Regions from separate parts of the Homo sapiens genome. Here region 2 is linked to region 1. Evidence: read pairs that join two places in POLR2A ChIA-PET (ENCODE). Cell type or tissue: PC-3. All regions are shown on one strand.

Evidence for each region. ChIA-PET counts read pairs that join two places held together with the same protein. Peaks named below come from ENCODE experiments on the same cell type or tissue, not always from the same donor. Only the 100,000 strongest peaks of a DNase experiment are listed, where the experiment ranks them.
Region 2: POLR2A ChIA-PET joins it to region 1 with 9 read pairs; 2 of 35 experiments call an interaction of 5 or more read pairs at or near these places.

Annotation. Positions count from the first base shown.
Region 1 is chr18:12,535,431-12,543,430 of GRCh38, reverse strand. SPIRE1 (spire type actin nucleation factor 1) reads left to right here. Exons shown (of 17, transcript NM_001128626.2): 4 at 7,830-7,955. Among named protein-coding and RNA genes, the nearest start is that of SPIRE1, 120 kb to the left of the region's middle. RefSeq lists a silencer at 3,293-3,472. In PC-3, a CTCF peak has its summit at 3,406 (motif pointing left); a DNase peak (open chromatin) is centred at 3,360; H3K4me3 peaks cover 204 bases; H3K27ac peaks cover 791 bases.
Region 2 is chr18:12,444,512-12,452,511 of GRCh38, reverse strand. It overlaps SPIRE1 (spire type actin nucleation factor 1), which reads left to right. Exons shown (of 17, transcript NM_001128626.2): 15 at 1-27; 16 at 121-257; 17 at 2,616-6,000. The coding sequence ends at 2,874. It overlaps LOC105371998 (a long non-coding RNA gene), which reads right to left. Exons shown (of 6, transcript NR_136514.1): 6 at 4,714-4,968. It also overlaps the pseudogene HMGB3P28. Among named protein-coding and RNA genes, the nearest start is that of PRELID3A, 41 kb to the right of the region's middle. In PC-3, no CTCF peak of the experiment used is centred here; no DNase peak of the experiment used is centred here.

The DNA of each region.
Region 1 (8,000 bases):
GTCTCAACAATAAAGGTAAAATATCAGCTAGGCATGGTGGATCACTTGAGCCCAGGAGGTTGAGGCTGCAGTGGGCAGTAATGGTGCCGTTGCACTCAAGCCTGGGTGACACAGTGAGATCTTTTTTTGTTTTGTTTCTTTAAGAAAAGGTAAAATATCTTATCTGACAAACACAGAAAATTTGTCACCAGCAGACCTTGACTAAAGGCAATACCAAAGAGTATACATCAGGCAGAAGGCAGTCCATGTCTGGTAGAAACTAGGAGATGCAGAATATTTGAAGAGCAAAGAAAAATAAACATGGGCCAGACATGGTGGCTCACGCCTGTAATCCCAGCACTTTGGGAGGCCGAGACGGGCGGATCATTTGAGGTCAGGAGTTCACGACCAGCCTGGCCAACATAGTGAAACCCCATCTCTACTAAAAATACAAAAAATTAGCTGGGCATGGTGGTGCATGCCTGAAATCCCAGCTACTTGTGAGGCTAAGGCAGGAGAATGGCTTGAACCTGGGAGGCGGAGGTTGCAGTAAGCCAAGATTGTGCCCCTGCACTCCAGCCTGGGCGATGGAGCAAGACTCCACCTCAAAAAAAGAAAAATAAACATGAAAATAAATCTAAATGAATATTAACAGCAAAAAATAATAATGTCTTACATGATTTAGAATATATTTAGAATTAAAATGTATAACAGTAGCGTGGAGTTAGTGTTCTAAGACCTTGGCATTGGGAAGAGGTTAAAGCACTAATTTATTAGTGCTAACCTTTATTAGGAAAGCCACTAAAGCCTAACCTTTATTAGAAAAGCCACTAAAAATAAATAAAAGAATTTGTAAATATCAGGCCAATAGGGAAGGGGGCAGGTGGAGCTAAGAAAATTACTGGTAATCCAAAAGAAGAGATGGAAAGAATTGAAAAGGAATATAGAACAGATGGGAAAACAAATAGAAGATGGTAATTTGATACTGAAATATATTGGTAATTACATTAAATGTAAATGGTCTAAATTTATACTGCTCAATACAGTAGTTACTAGCCACATGTGACTATTAATCACTTGAAATGTGGTTAGTCTAAATTGACGTGGACTGAAAGTACAAAATCTATACTGGATTCCAAACACTTAGTACCAAAAAAAGAATGTAAAATGCCTTGTTGGCTGCGTGCGGTGGCTCATGCCTGTAATCCCAGCACTTTGGGAGGCTGAGGTGGGCAGATCATTTGAGGTCAGGAGTTCGAGACCTGACTACCATGGTGAAACCCCGTCTCTACTAAAAAGACAAAAAAGTTAGCCAGGCATGGTGCTGCATGCCTGTAATCCCAGCTACTCGGGAGGCTGGGGCAGGAGAATCACTTGAACCCGGGAAGCAGAGGTTGCAGTGAGCCGAGATCATGCCAGTGCACTCCAGCCTGGGCAGCAGAGCGAGACTCCATCTCAAAAGAAAAAAAAAAAGCCTCATTAATAATTTTTGTATTGGCTATAATTTGAAGTATTACAATAATATATATTATTGTATTGGGTTAACTAAAATATATTATCAAAGTTAATTTCACTTGTTTCTTTTTATTTTTTTTTGATGTGGCTACTAGAAAATTTAAAACTACATACATGGCTCACACTGTATTTCTGTGGATTGTACTAGCCTAAAATACTCTAATTTTTAAAAGACACAGATTTTTAGACTGCATTAAAAATACAAAATCCAATCATACATTGTTTACTGAGTAGACACTATAAATAGGACATAGAAAGCTTGAGTAAAAGAATGGAAAAATATAACATTCTAACCAAAAGAAAAGTATCACAGACATTATTTTAATATAAAATGGACCTAAAGGCAAAAAGCATTACTAGAGATAAAAAAGGATGCTTACTGATAAAAAGTTCAATTTACTAAGGAGAAATAGCATTCATAAATTTATGTGCACCTAGTAACATAGCCTGTAACAGTAGCATTGAACAACATTCAAACAAATACAACTAAAAGGGGAAGTAGACAAATGTACAACCATAGAGGGAGGTTTAAAATACCTCTCTTAGTATCAGTACAAATATAGAATATTTGGATAATGAGAATAACAAACCTGACTTAATAGGACATGCCACCCACCCACTGCAGAGTACACATTCTTTTCAGGTATACATGGAACAATTAAAAATTTCTCCGTATTCCAGGCCTTAAAGCAAGTCTTAACAAATTTCAAAGGGTTATAATTACATAGGAAATGTTCTGTTACCATGGTGGAATTAAGCCAGATATGAATAACAAAAAGATTTTATTATTTCCACATATACTTGGAAATTAAGAAACTACTTTTAAATGCCCCAAGAGTCAAAGAAGAAATCACAGTGGAAATAAACTGAATAATAACAAATGCGTGACCTATCAAAGTTTGTGGTATGCAGACCAGGCTTGGTGGCTCACACCTATAATCCCAGCACTTTGGGAGGCCAAGGCAGGTAGATCGCTTGAGGCTGAGAGCAAATATGCTGCACAAAGGGGTGATTCACACCCCAGGCAGGACAGTGCAGGATGGTGTGAGATTTCACCATGCAACTCAGCACAGCATATAATTTAAAGCTTAGGATTTATTTATTTCTGGAATTTTCCATTTAATATCTTTGGATGCAGTTGACCATAGATAACTGAAGCCATGGAAAGTGAAACTGTGGATAAGGAGGAACTACTGTAATTTAAATCCTAACAATTGCTAAGAAGAAAATGCAGAATGCAGTGATTAAAAAGTAACAGAGAGGCCAGGTGCAGTGGCTCACGCCTGTAATCCCAGCATTTTGAGAGGCCGAGGTGGACAGATCACCTGAGATCAGGAGTTTGAGACCAGCCTGGTCAACATGGTGAAACTCCGTCTCTACTAAAAATACAAAAAATAGCCGGGCATAGTGGTGCAAGCCTGTAATCCCAGCTACTTGGGAGGCTGAGGCAGGAGAATCGCTTGAACCTGGGAGGCGGAGGTTGCAGTGAGCCAAGATCGCAACACTTCGCTCCAGTCTGGGCAACAAGAGTGAAACCCCATTTCAAAAAAAAAGTAACAGAGAAATTAGAGGGGGGTAGTTCATCTAGAAAGGACAAACAGGGAAGACGTTCTGAGCAGGTGACATTGAAATCAACACCTGGAGGAGTGAGGAATCAGCAAAAAGATTGGTGTGTTTTAAAGAAACAAGTCTAGGATTACCAAAACAAAGTGGAAGGAAAAGCCACAAATGGGATTTGAGAGGTAGGTGTGAGCTAGATGACGAAGGACTTGAGGAACACTGAAGAGTTTGGGTTTTAAGTTCAGTGGGAGCCACTGGCCCTCCCATGCCTGGGACACTCTTTCCTTAGGTCTGTGCATGGCTCACTCCAATCTTCATTGATCTCTCTGCTCTGGTGCCACCTACTGACCACTCTTTCCACATTATTGCCCCTCCCCACCACTGGCCTCATTTTCTACCTCTCATCTGCTTTCTTTTTCTTTTTCTTTCTTTTCTTTTTTTTTTTTTTTTAAGACAGAGTCTCTCTCTGTTGCCCAGGCTGGAGTGCAGTGGCGTGATCTCGGCTCACTGCAGCCTCCACCTCCCGGGTTCAAGCAATTCTCCTGCCTCAGCCTCCCAAGTAGCTGAGGCACTTGGTGCACTCGCCACCATGTCCAGCTAATTTTTGTATTTTTAGTAGAGACGGGGTTTCACTATGTTGGTCAGGCTGGTCTCAAACTCCTGACCTCAGGTGATCCACCTCAGCCTCCCAAAGTGCTGAGATTACAGGTGTGAGCCACCACACTTGGCCTATTTTTCTTAATAGTAGCTGTTATTCCCAACGTGTGTGTGTGTGTGTGTGTGTGTGTGCGTGTGTGTGTATGTGTATGTTTAAGGGTCTGAGATACCCATTACTATTTTTGAGAGGAACGGGATGTTGACTTGTTCAATACTGTATTAGTCCTTTTTCATACTGCTGATAAAGACATAACCTAAAACTGGGAAGAAAAATAGGTTTAATGGACTCACAGTTCCACGTGGCTAAGGAGGCCTCACAATCATGGCGGAAGTCAAGGAGGAGCAAGTCATGTCTTACATCGCTGGCAGCAGGCCAAAAAAGAGCTTGTGCAGGGAAACTCCTCCTTATAAAACCATCAGATCTCATGAGACTTACTCACTGTCATGAGAACAGCAAGGGGAAGACCTGCCCCCATGATTCAGTTACCTCCCACCAGGTCCCTCCCACAACACATGGGAATTCAAGATGAGATTTGGGTGGGGACACAGCCAAACCATATCAAATACTGTGTTTCTTTCTGCCACAGTGCCTGGTACGTAGTTGGCATTTGGTGAATATTGTTTGAATGAATGATTGGATGCTTTTAAGCAGGGGATGAACATAATCCAAATTATATTTATAAAAGATTTTGCCTGTCAGGTGAAGAAGAACCATGTAGACTAGTGAGAGAGGAAGTTAGGAGTCCTCTAATGAAAGAAAATGGTAGCTGTGACCATGATGATGGTGGAGGAGATGGAGAAAAGTAGAGAACTGTCAGGTGGTATATTTTGAAGGTAGAAACAACAAGACTTACTGATGGATTGGATATGAGTGGTATGGGAATAAAGAATAATCAAGGATGACTCTCAGCTGGGCATGGTGCCACACACCTGTAATCCCAGCTATTCAGGAGGCTGAGGCAGGATCATTGCCTGAGCCCAAGAGTTCAAGACCAGCTTGGGCAACATAGCAAGACCCTATATTAAGGGGGGAAAAAAGGATGACTCTCAGAGTTGTTTGAGCTGTCTTTGTGACTTCTGAGTGGAAATGCTAAGTACATAGCCATAAGTGGTTAACATAAAGGGCTGGCCTGGAATAGGGGTTGAGGAGTTACCAGCCTATAGGTGGCATTTAAAGCCATTAGACTAGACAAGGGCAGCTACAGTAAGCAGAGGATACCCAAAGATCCAAGACTGCTCCCTCAAAAACCTCAGTATTTCAGTTTAATTTAGAAGTTTATATGTAGAGCAAAGAGGAGAGACAGATTTATATAAGAGGTTACATAAACCAGTCCTCTCTTTTTAGAGATAAATGGAAACCCAGCAATGTTAAATAACTTGTCCAAGGTCATATAACCTAATTTTGTCCCCCTAACCCCTGATGTCTCTTTTTTTGGAACTATAAAAATGATTTTGTTGCATGCTTACTGTATACCATGCTCTATGCTTTAAGTACTTTAAGAACATTATTCCCTTTAATATAAAGGGAATTACATTTATTTTAGAGTAGAATGGAAAAGAACTTGGGCTCCAGAGAGACTACCTGGTTTCGGTTCCATTTATGCCATTGACTAGCTGTGTATCCTTGGGCAAATTACTTACGTGGTCTAAATCTCAGTTTCCTGATCTCTAAATTGGGTTGTTGCAAGGGGCCCCTTGCAATTCCATATGAATTTTAGGATCAGTCTTTCTATTTCTTAAAGAAAGGCTGTTGGGATTTTGTTAGGGATTGCATTCAATCTGTTCATCACTTTGGGTAATGTTGTTGCCTTAACTATATTGTCTTCCAATGTATGAGTACAAGATGTCTTTCTGTTTATTTAGGTCTTCTTTAATTTCTTTTACAATATTTTGTACTCTTCAGTGTATAAGTCTTACACCTCCTTGGTTAAATTTATTTCTTAGCATTTTTGATGCAATTGTAAATGGAGTGATTTTCTTGACCTCATTATCCAATTGTTCTCTGGCCATGTGTAGAAATACAACTGATTTTGTTTGTTAATCATGTATTCTGCAACTGCTGAAATTGCTTATGAACTCTAGTAGTATTCCTTTAGATTTTTTATGTGTAAGATTGTCATATGCATTTAAAAAAACATTTTTTAGACCTAGCTATTACCTTTACACCAGTGTTTTTAAAGTTGCAGTTTACAACCAGTGAATGGGTTGTGAATTCAATTGAATGTGCAAGTTTTGTTTTGTGAAGCTTTTGTATGTATAATAGGCACATATGCATGTGTTTGTGTATAATATGTGAATATATATAAATTTATTTCTTACTGTGGATAGCAGTTGAAAACTTTGAAACCCAGTGGCTTTATGCCATTTCTTTATGTGACTGGAATGTAAGATTAGGGTTAAGTTACATAAGGTAAAGCCTCAGTTGTTGTCTTTCATTACCTTGAATGACAATTCGGTATTGCAAGATGTTTTCTAAATATAAAAATAATTGAGCACAAAATATACTCTCTGTTTACTAGTGGCTCTGTGAGTAATAAACTTGTGAGATTTCTGCTTTTAATGCTTCTGGATAAAGCAGCTTTTAGCTTTTTTTGCTACTGTGAAGAAGGTTTCCTATTCAAACTAGAGATATTTTCTTGAGAATGTATTTTGTAAAAGCTAGTGATCTATTAGATTGTGTAAGATGGTTACTATACGTGAAAACAGAAAGCCACATTATTAAGGCTATTACAAACTACAAAGATGTCATTTATTCTTTAATTGATAGAAATTATTAAAATAAGATGCGTATTTTTAGTTATTGTATTAGTGTCAAGTTTACTGACTAGTAAGAAATTAAGAGAACTTACAGCTTGTTAGTGCAAATGAAGTACTTTAAAATGTAATGATTGTACGTGGATACAAAATTATTTTATAGAAAGATAAAATTATTCCTGTGTATGGGACTCTTAATAGGATGTCTTTCCAATCTGATAAATTAAATGGTGTTTGATTTTTCTGAATTGCTTTGCATGATACTAAGTTGCACCTTTTACCCACAAGTAGTTGGGTGGGGATTATGGACTATGTATGGTAAAGGACATTAGGGCTGTAGGCAGCACCTGTGGCCTTACATTGCCCTCTGCCCTCTTTCCTCCACTCCCCATCTACTGATGAGGCAGCTTCCCTGAGGTCCATATGTTTTCCTGACATTCTTTTTTTTTTTTTTACTACGTTACAAAATTCGACATGTATTGGAATGAGCCTGGCTTCAGAACCCAGTAAGGACTGACTGTGTTTGACTTCTCCTTCTCCCTCTTGGTAACCATGTGACTATGGACAGACAAGTCATGTGACTCCTCTTAGCCTCAGTTTCTTTTTCCATTAAAATGAGGATAATTCAGCAGTACATTGAAGAGTAAATGGTATTATGTTGTATATACGACATGTCAGATATTGTAGCTGGCATGATAATTGCTTAATAAATGGTAGCTGTTAAAAAACTGGATCCGTCATCAGTATACAATAAACGGTGGTTCTCTTTCTGTTCCCAACCAAAACTTTTACATATGTCCTATCATTTTCAAATAGAAGCTAATTCTAGTAAGCTCATCTGTGCTGTTGGGTCTCTGTTAGTTAGTGGACCACTTTTCCCGTATAATTATGTAGACCTTACTGATGGTCTTGTGGTACATTAAGCCCTGGATGATGGGAATTGCCTGGCTGTCTGATATGAAAATACAGATATGGGGGTGTGTCTGTTTTTTTGGTTTTTATTGTTATTTTTAGATGAAGTCTCACTCTGTCACCCATGCTAGAGTACAGTGGCATGATCTCCACTCACTGCAACCTCCGCCTCCCAGGTTCAAGCGATTGTCCTGCCTCAGCTTCCTGAGTAGCTGGGATTACAGGTGTGTGCCACCACGCCCAACTAATTTTTGTATTTTTAGTAGAGACAGGGTTTCACCATGTTGGTCAGGCTGGTCTTGAACTCTCGACCTCATGATCTGCCTGCGTTGGCCTCCCAAAGTGCTGGGATTACAGGCGTGAACCACTGCACTCTGCTCGTGTCTGTTTTTAAGTACAAAAAAAACCCAAATAGTAACCAAGCACCATTATTTTATTTTCCCCTTCTATAGTTGTGTGCTGCTCATCTCCCTACTGAATCAGATGCACCAAATCATTATCAGGCAGTATGTCGTGCACTGTTTGCAGAAACAATGGAGCTCCATACATTTCTGACCAAAATTAAGAGTGCGAAAGAGGTGAGTACTACTGCTTTGATATTTATTGGCATTGTTTGATTGGCA
Region 2 (8,000 bases), 91 kb after region 1:
CCGGTGTGCTCACAGTGTTGCAAAAAGGTAAGCTAAGCTTGGTTCATTTATACTTGTGTTCCTTTTAGTGACTGCCTCTTTAACGGTACTGCTCATTGCCAGTTTTATTTGGGATAATAGATGCGGCTGCCCTCCAAACCATACTCCACTCTTCCTATCTTTTCATTGGGACCTTCTGCTCTGCAAAGAGGGGAAAGTAGTATGAGGTCAGAAAAACCCTCCACTGCCCATCATCGGCCACTTCGGAGCATTGCCAGGTGAGCAAGGGGCCTGGGTTGTCAAACCATCCTTTGCAGAAGAAGAGTTCTACTCTTGAGGACTGTGGTAGAGTGTTAGGGTTTTGGCTCGAGGGGTTTTTATTGGTTTGTTGGTTGGTTTTAATACAGTTTTACACACAAATCTCCAAAACTTCCCCAAAGGTAACTTTTCAAGGAATAATGGCTAGCTACTTGAAAGATACTTTCATCACAGAGTTTATATTTTTTTCTACTTTAGAAATAACTGTTTTACTGTGTCCTGTAAGAGTCATCTTTAAAACTGACCTTGTTTTCAATGGAGTTGAAAATTGGAATGTAACAGTCTCATCCTTTCCTCCTTGTCTAGTTTTGAAAGGAATCTGTTTAATCCTGTTTACAATGTTCTGCCATAGCTTTGACTGACTTTACTATTATTGTAAAGGCAGAAATAAAGCTTTATGCCAAGAGCTAATAATTTAAAAGAAAAAACATCACCTCAGTATCAGTCCCTTTGCATTTAGTGCAGGGTAAGTTTAGTGTTGGGCCTTAAGAAAGATGGAAGGAGGTAGGCCAGCTCAAGCCTCAAGCTGGCAGGGCCGAGAGGCTGGGCTTTGATCTACCAACCACATGTCCTGGCTCTGTGGACAGCGAGGCGAGGAAGCTGTGAGCCCAGCATGAACCTTGTGCCTGAAACGTCTGCCTCTGTGCTTGGGCTGCCTCCTCTGAGACCTCTGGGTGTGAATTTTCAGTGAGCTCAAGGCAGTGCACATAACAGCTGCTACAGTTTTCCATACTTAACTCTGAACATACTATAGACTACCCATTTATATCCTGTTTGGTTTAGTTAAAATAGTAAATAAGTAGATGATTCCTGGTTATCTCAGACATTCCTGGAAATATTTACTATGATGTTGGTCTGGTTATCTCCAGCTCCTTGGAATCCCAATAAATAATCGCACAAATACAGGGAATTGTTGGGGAGGGAGAAGCTTGTTTGATAAATACATAAATGATGAGAAAACTAGTCAAAATTTAGTTTTTAGGATGTGTCATGGGATTAAGATAAATTTACTTGAATTTCCCGTAGTCTGACCTGCCATCTACAGTTAGCTAATGTTCATTGGGAATCAGATGAATACCCTATTTTTCAAGAATTCTAGAAGGGTGGTTAAGAGTTTTTAGTATTATTTCTTTTTTTTTTTTCAAATGGACAGTCTCTTATTCATCCTCCTCCTCCTCCTCCTCCTCCCCTCCTTCTTCCTTTTCATCTTGTTCATCTTCATCTTCCTCTTCCACCTTTTTCTGGGCAACTTTAGCAGGACCCTTTTCTCCATCAAACTTTCCTTTCAACTTATAGTCAGAAACATCCTTCTCATACTTTTCCTTCAGCTTTGCCGCCTTAGTGGTGTAAGGCTGCTTTTCACTGTCATTTAAGTTATTCCGCATCTCACCCAGCTTTTTTGCCATGTCTCCAATAGAGATGCCAGGGTTTATGAATTTGATCTTGGGGTGGAATTCTGAACAGAGCAGGAAGAATCCAGACGGTGGCTTTTTCGGGGCATTAGGATCCTTCTTCTTGCCTCCCTTAGCTGGTCCATAATCCTTCATTTCCCAGTGGTAGTGTACTTTATCCACCTTTGCCATTTCATCAAATTTAGACTTCTCTTTCCCAGACATTGTCTTCCACCTCTCAGAGCACTTCTTGGAAAATTCTGCAAAATTGACAGAGACCGCTGGGCTCTTCTTCTTATGTTCTTCTCTGCACGTCTGCACAAAAAGGCATAAGCAGACATCTTGCCCTTTGGTTTCTTGGGGTCACCTTTAGCCATCCTGACTGTATTGTTCGATAGTCTGGGCAGTGCCTGTCTTAATAAGACATGTTTTCTGCTTTCTTTCCTTTTCTTTTTTTGTTTTTTGAGACAGAGTTTCGCTTTTGTCACCCTGGCTAGAGTGCAGTGGTGCCATCTCAGCTCACTGCAACCTTCACCTCCCGGGTTCAAGCGATTCTCCCGCCTCAGCCTCCAGAGAAGTGGGGATTACAGGGGCCCACCACCATGCCTGGCTATTTTTTTTTTTTTTTTTTAGTAGAGACTGGGTTTCGCCAAACTCCTGACCTCAGGTGATCTGCCTGCCTCAGCCTCCCAAAGTGCTGGGATTACAGGCGTGAGCCACCGCACTAGGCCTCCTACTTTCTTTTCTAAGTAATATTTTTTAGCCTTGTCACCAATAAGAAATTTTTTTAGAAGGACATATGATTAAATCACTCATCCATTCCATGATGTTTTGACAACAAATTTACTTTTTTTTATACATATTTTCTTAATATTGCAGCAGACCTATAAGTAACAATGCTGGGCTTCTGTTTTGTTTTCACCCCAGGTTCTCCTCAAAATCTAAGTCTATGGACAAATCAGATGAAGAACTCCAGTTTCCCAAAGAGTTGATGGAGGACTGGAGCACCATGGAGGTGTGTGTGGACTGCAAGAAGTTCATTTCGGAAATCATCAGTTCAAGCCGGCGCAGTCTGGTGTTGGCCAACAAAAGGGCCCGATTGAAAAGGAAAACGCAGTCTTTCTACATGTCCTCGCCAGGCCCCTCGGAGTACTGCCCTTCAGAGAGGACGATCAGTGAGATCTGAGCCTCGTGCCTTTCAGCTGCTTTTGTGCTACGAGTCAGCGTCCGTGCGCGAGGACACTGAGCCGGGCTGGCTCTCCTTTCTGTGGTTTTATTTAATGGGCTTGAATTTGCATTAGATCAGATTTTTGCCGCATCACATTGTTCCACAGACTGAATGCTGTGTTCGTATCGATTGATGAAACGTGACAGGTCCGCCAATTGCTCGTTTGCACTGAGAGAGGACAACAGTTTGAAACTTACTTTTGTGTGTGTGTGGCTTTGGAAGCCAGTAGCTACTTCCTTAGTTCAGTTCTTTACTGTTCCTCGAATAATCTCCTGACTAAGGCAAAAAAAAAAAGCTTCTCCTACGAGAATCAGTCTAACAGAGATGCCGATGTCAGCACAGCCCTAAGCAGTAAGTCATATTGGCATTTCCACGTGACTGTGTTTCTATCCCGTGTACAGAGAGATCCAGAGCCCTACACTCCACGACCTGGGGGCTCACAGCACAGAACCTAGAAGCACCTGCTGACACTCTTCAACTGATTTTTAAATGTTGTTGCTTGGAGATAAAAATTACATAAGGGACTTTTTGCCTGCATTCTAGTGCAAAACATCTGAAGAGCTGTACACCCACAAGGGTGACTATTTCCCCTGAGTGGCCGTGTTGTCCCAGTGCCCTGGTTCAGTGTCTCCTGAGTGGATGACAGGTCTTCATTCTCTATCTTGAATGTATTATGGTTACTAATAGTTTTATAATGGAGGTCTAAGAATTAAAGTTGTGTGGGAGTTTCAGGACAAAGGAAGGCTAAAAGTTTGTCAAGACGTTGAGCGTATTTTGGTTACCTATGAGAAGGGTTGTGACAGTGTACAGTGGCAGCTGTTGGCCACGCTGCAGAAATGAGCTGGAGCTCATGGGTTTTCAGCTACATTTTTCATAACTTTGTAGTACATCCATCTTGAGTAAATTAAGCCACAATTTGGTACCTAGGGTCTCAAACTAAAATTTATTTTTATAAATGAATTTTAAAAGAAAAAATATCTACTTCTTTTAAAGTTAGAAGAAAATTAACCTGCTGACAGGCAACATTTTTGGGGTGCTTTCTGCACTAGTTTTCCTTGTAAATGATTTGAGTGAGTAGGTTTGGTTTCTGACGAAAGTAGACTGGAGGGTAGCATTGTATGCCTCAAATGTCTCAGTGTGTTTGGCTCATACGTGGGCTATACTGTATTATTTTGGTATGCTTACAAATGACTAACCAATCAAATTGTCATTAATGTTTGGAAAATCTGTTAATGCACATGCACAATAATTTCCTGAAAGCCATAGGACATGTCTGTAGTCAGCACCACGATAGCACCGTTTCATGAAAGGCATGGCGGCTGCATTTCATACCACATCAAAATACAGTAACATTTCTATACTAAATTAACAGTAATACCTCAAAACTGCTCCGGTAGTAGTTTTTAATGGATTGAAATTTACAGTTTAGTAAAAGGCTTAAAATTACTTATACTTATGAAATAAACTTTACCAGTTGACTAAAATAATGCATGTTAACAGTTGGTCTGTATTTGCATGTAAAAGTGGGCCACCAGAGAACCCTTATTGATTACTTAAGTGTTTACATTATTTTAAAGACTCCTGTTTAAGAGCTTTCAGAATTGTACTGGGTGAATCTCATTTATAAAACTTCCTAAGAGACTATCTGAACTCTATACTCCAGACAGTTAGGTGGGAGTATAAATCTACCCCTTTTGATGACCCCAGGCTTGAGTTTTTAAAATGACTACCCAGAAGGGCACAAGGGGGAAGGAAATGGTATTTGTATATGTATATAAATATGCACCTAGGAGAATGTGCTTTTTAAAATAATGACTACTGTTTTTATTAAAACATAAGAAACTACACCCCCAAAATAAGACTTTCATTCACATTCACAAAGCAAACATCTAGTACATGTCTTTCACTTCACTTTATGATAGTGTATTGGATGATTTGGGCATTACGATCACCTCTTACCACAGCACAGAACATACATTCTTCAACAGCATTAACGGAGTTTGCCAAGTGCATTAAAGAGGTCACGTGGAGGGTACGTTCATATGAAACAATCTGCAGAAAGTGGGGTAAGAAAGGGCACATGGCACAGTTAAAGTTGTAGAAATCAAATTACTATCATTTTTTGTTGCCAAAACAAAGTCTTACATTTAACCCCCCTTTCTACCACCCCCCTCCACACTTCACGTCAGCTACATAGTTTCCACAGGGTAATTCACTAAGAGCTTGTGGAGCTTGGTTTTAAAATCCTTAGCCTGGTCTGACTTTAGGCATAGCTTCCAGTTCTTCCTTCCGTGTCCTGGTTTCTTGTTCAGTTTTACTTCTAATCCAACAACAAAAGAAATGTCTGGCTGGTCTCAGCTAGAGTCTGATGTGTCTTAGAGCATGTGTGCGTATCTGAACCATCATCCCTGCTCTCATCTCAGCTCCCTCCAGGCCTGAGCACCGGTTCCTTTTGTCCCATACGTCATGAAGTCACACTATTGGGAAACCTGTGCTTCCCTCTCCATGGCTTAACTCCCTGTCAGTGTCGGAGTGTATAAGAATGCTTGTAAATACTGTAATATATTTATTAATATTTGAAAGGCATTCATTCAGTGGACAGTGGGAATTAACTCTCCCAAGGCAAGTGAAAATGAATGATTGACGTACGTTGATTTAACAATCTTACTAGATTTTAATTCTTAAGGATTTCAAATGAAACCAGAAGGTGGTTATGTAAGAGGCTTAAAATGATCTTATGTTTAAAGAGATTCTGTTATTAGCACCATGAACTCGTACTATGAAATTTTTAAGCCTTTTATTTTTCTAACTATATTACTGTAGGACTGGATATTAGGTGTCATATAGGAAACACAAAAGTTTATTGCTGTTTGCTAAAGCAAAATAGCAGAAAATTTTGTATATGCAAAACTGTTGAAGGACCATAGAGAAATGTGTACTACTGACGGGGCTTTTACTAGGCTTCCTGCGTGTGTAAAAGTCGAGGTATTGCTGGCATTCAGGGTGACATGATGGTACTAAATGTTTTCCATTAAAGTCTTCTATTTTAAAATTTAGAGAAAAATAAAATGGCTTTCCATCAGACTTTCTGTGTTGAGTTGCTATCGTAAGACGGTGATGTCTTTTGGTAATTAGCTGTCAGAAATCACCTCAATTGGGAAGGCAGGGTACTTTTATAAGCAGCCTGTGATCTTTGAAGAAATACAGTCTAGGCCGGGCATGGTGGTTCACGCCTGTAATCCCAGCACTTTGGGAGGCTGAGGCAGACGGATCACCTGAGGTCAGGAGTTCAAGCGATTCTCGTGCCTCAGCCTCCCAAGTACCTGGGATTACAAGTGCCCGCCACCATGCCCAGCTAATTTTTGTATTTTTGTACATGGTGGCCAACATAGTGAAACCCCATCTCTACTAAAAATACAGAAATTAGCCAGGCGTGGTGGTGTGCTCCTGTAATCCCAGCTACTGGGGAGGCAAGGCACAAGAATCGCTTGAACCCGGCAGGTGGAGATTGCAGTGAGCTGAGATTGTGCCACTGTACTCCAGCCTGGGTGACAGAGCAAGACTCCGCCTCAAAAAAAAAAAAAAAAGAAAAAGAAAAACAGTCTACAAGGACCGCACTGGAAAAATTAACATGTTGTCACAAGTGATAAGCAGCCATGAGTAGGAGAGTAAAATTACATAAAGAGTACATAACATTTTATTATGTGTCACAAATATGGAGACAAATCCTGTGGGAGATGGATGAAGCTTTCTTTCACAGCTTCCTGGAGGCGTAATTGATAAAGCAGAAAAGCCTGCACAGCTCAATAAGCAATAAGTCATATTGGCATTCCCACGTGACCATGTTTCTATCCCGTGTACAGAGACATCCAGAGCCCTACACGCCAGGACCTGGGGGCTCACCACACAGAACCTAGAAGCACCTGCTGACACTCTCCAACTGATTTTTAAATTATTGTTGCTTGGAAATTAAAAATACATAAGGGACTTTATGCCTGCATTCTAATGCAAAACATCTGAAGAGCTGTACACCCACAAGGGTGACTGTTTCCCCAGCCATGCACAGACGTGTCCCACCCCATCATGTGTGGCTTCGTGGCGCTTCACAGGTGCGCTGCATTTTTACAGTTTGTGGCAGCCCTGCAGCAGGCAAGTCAGTCGGCAGCATTTTTCCAACAGCTTGTGCGTACTTTGTGTGTCTGCATCACATTTTGGTAGCTCTCCCAACATTTCAAGCTTTTTCATTATTACTCTCTCTTTTATGGTGATCTGTGATCTTTGATGTTACTGTTGTAATTGTTTTGGGGAGCCATGACCTGTGCCCATATAAGATGGCAAACTTAATTGATAAATGTTGTGTGTGTTCTGACTGTTCCCCCGTCTCTCTTCCCCTCTCCTCAGGCTCCCCGTTCCCTGAGATACAATATTGAAATGAGGCCAAAAGCCCTACAGTACAGTGGCTTCTAAGTGTTAAGTGAAAGAAAAAGTCGAAAGTCTCTCGCTTTAAATCAAAAGCTAGAAATGATTATGCTTAGTGAAGCAGGCATTCAAAAGCTGAGATAGGCCCAAAGCTAGGCCTCTTGCACCAAACAGCCAAGCTGTGAATGCAAAGAAAAAGTTATTGAAGGAAATTACAAGTGTTACTCCATTGAACACTAATGATAAGAAAGCAAGCTGTGTGTGGTGCATGCCTGTAGTCCTAGCTCCTCAGGAGGCTGATGCAGGAGGATCGCTAGAGCCCAGGAGTTTGAGGCTGCAGTGAGCTATGATCACACCACTGGATTCTGTTCTGGGTGACAGAGAGAGACTCCATTTCTTTAAAAAAAAAAAAAGAAAGCAAAACAGCCTTATTTCCTGATATGGAGAATGTTTGAGTGGTCTGGATAAAGATCAAACCAGCCACATTTCCTTAAGCCAAACCTAATCCATAGCAAGGCCTTAACTCATTTCAATTCTTTGAAGGCTGAGAGAGGTAAGGAGGCTGCAGAAGAAAATTTGAAAGCTTGCAGAGGTTGGTTCATGAAGTTTAAGGAAAGAAGCCATCTCCATAACATAAAGTGCAAGGTAAGGCAGCAAGTGCTGAT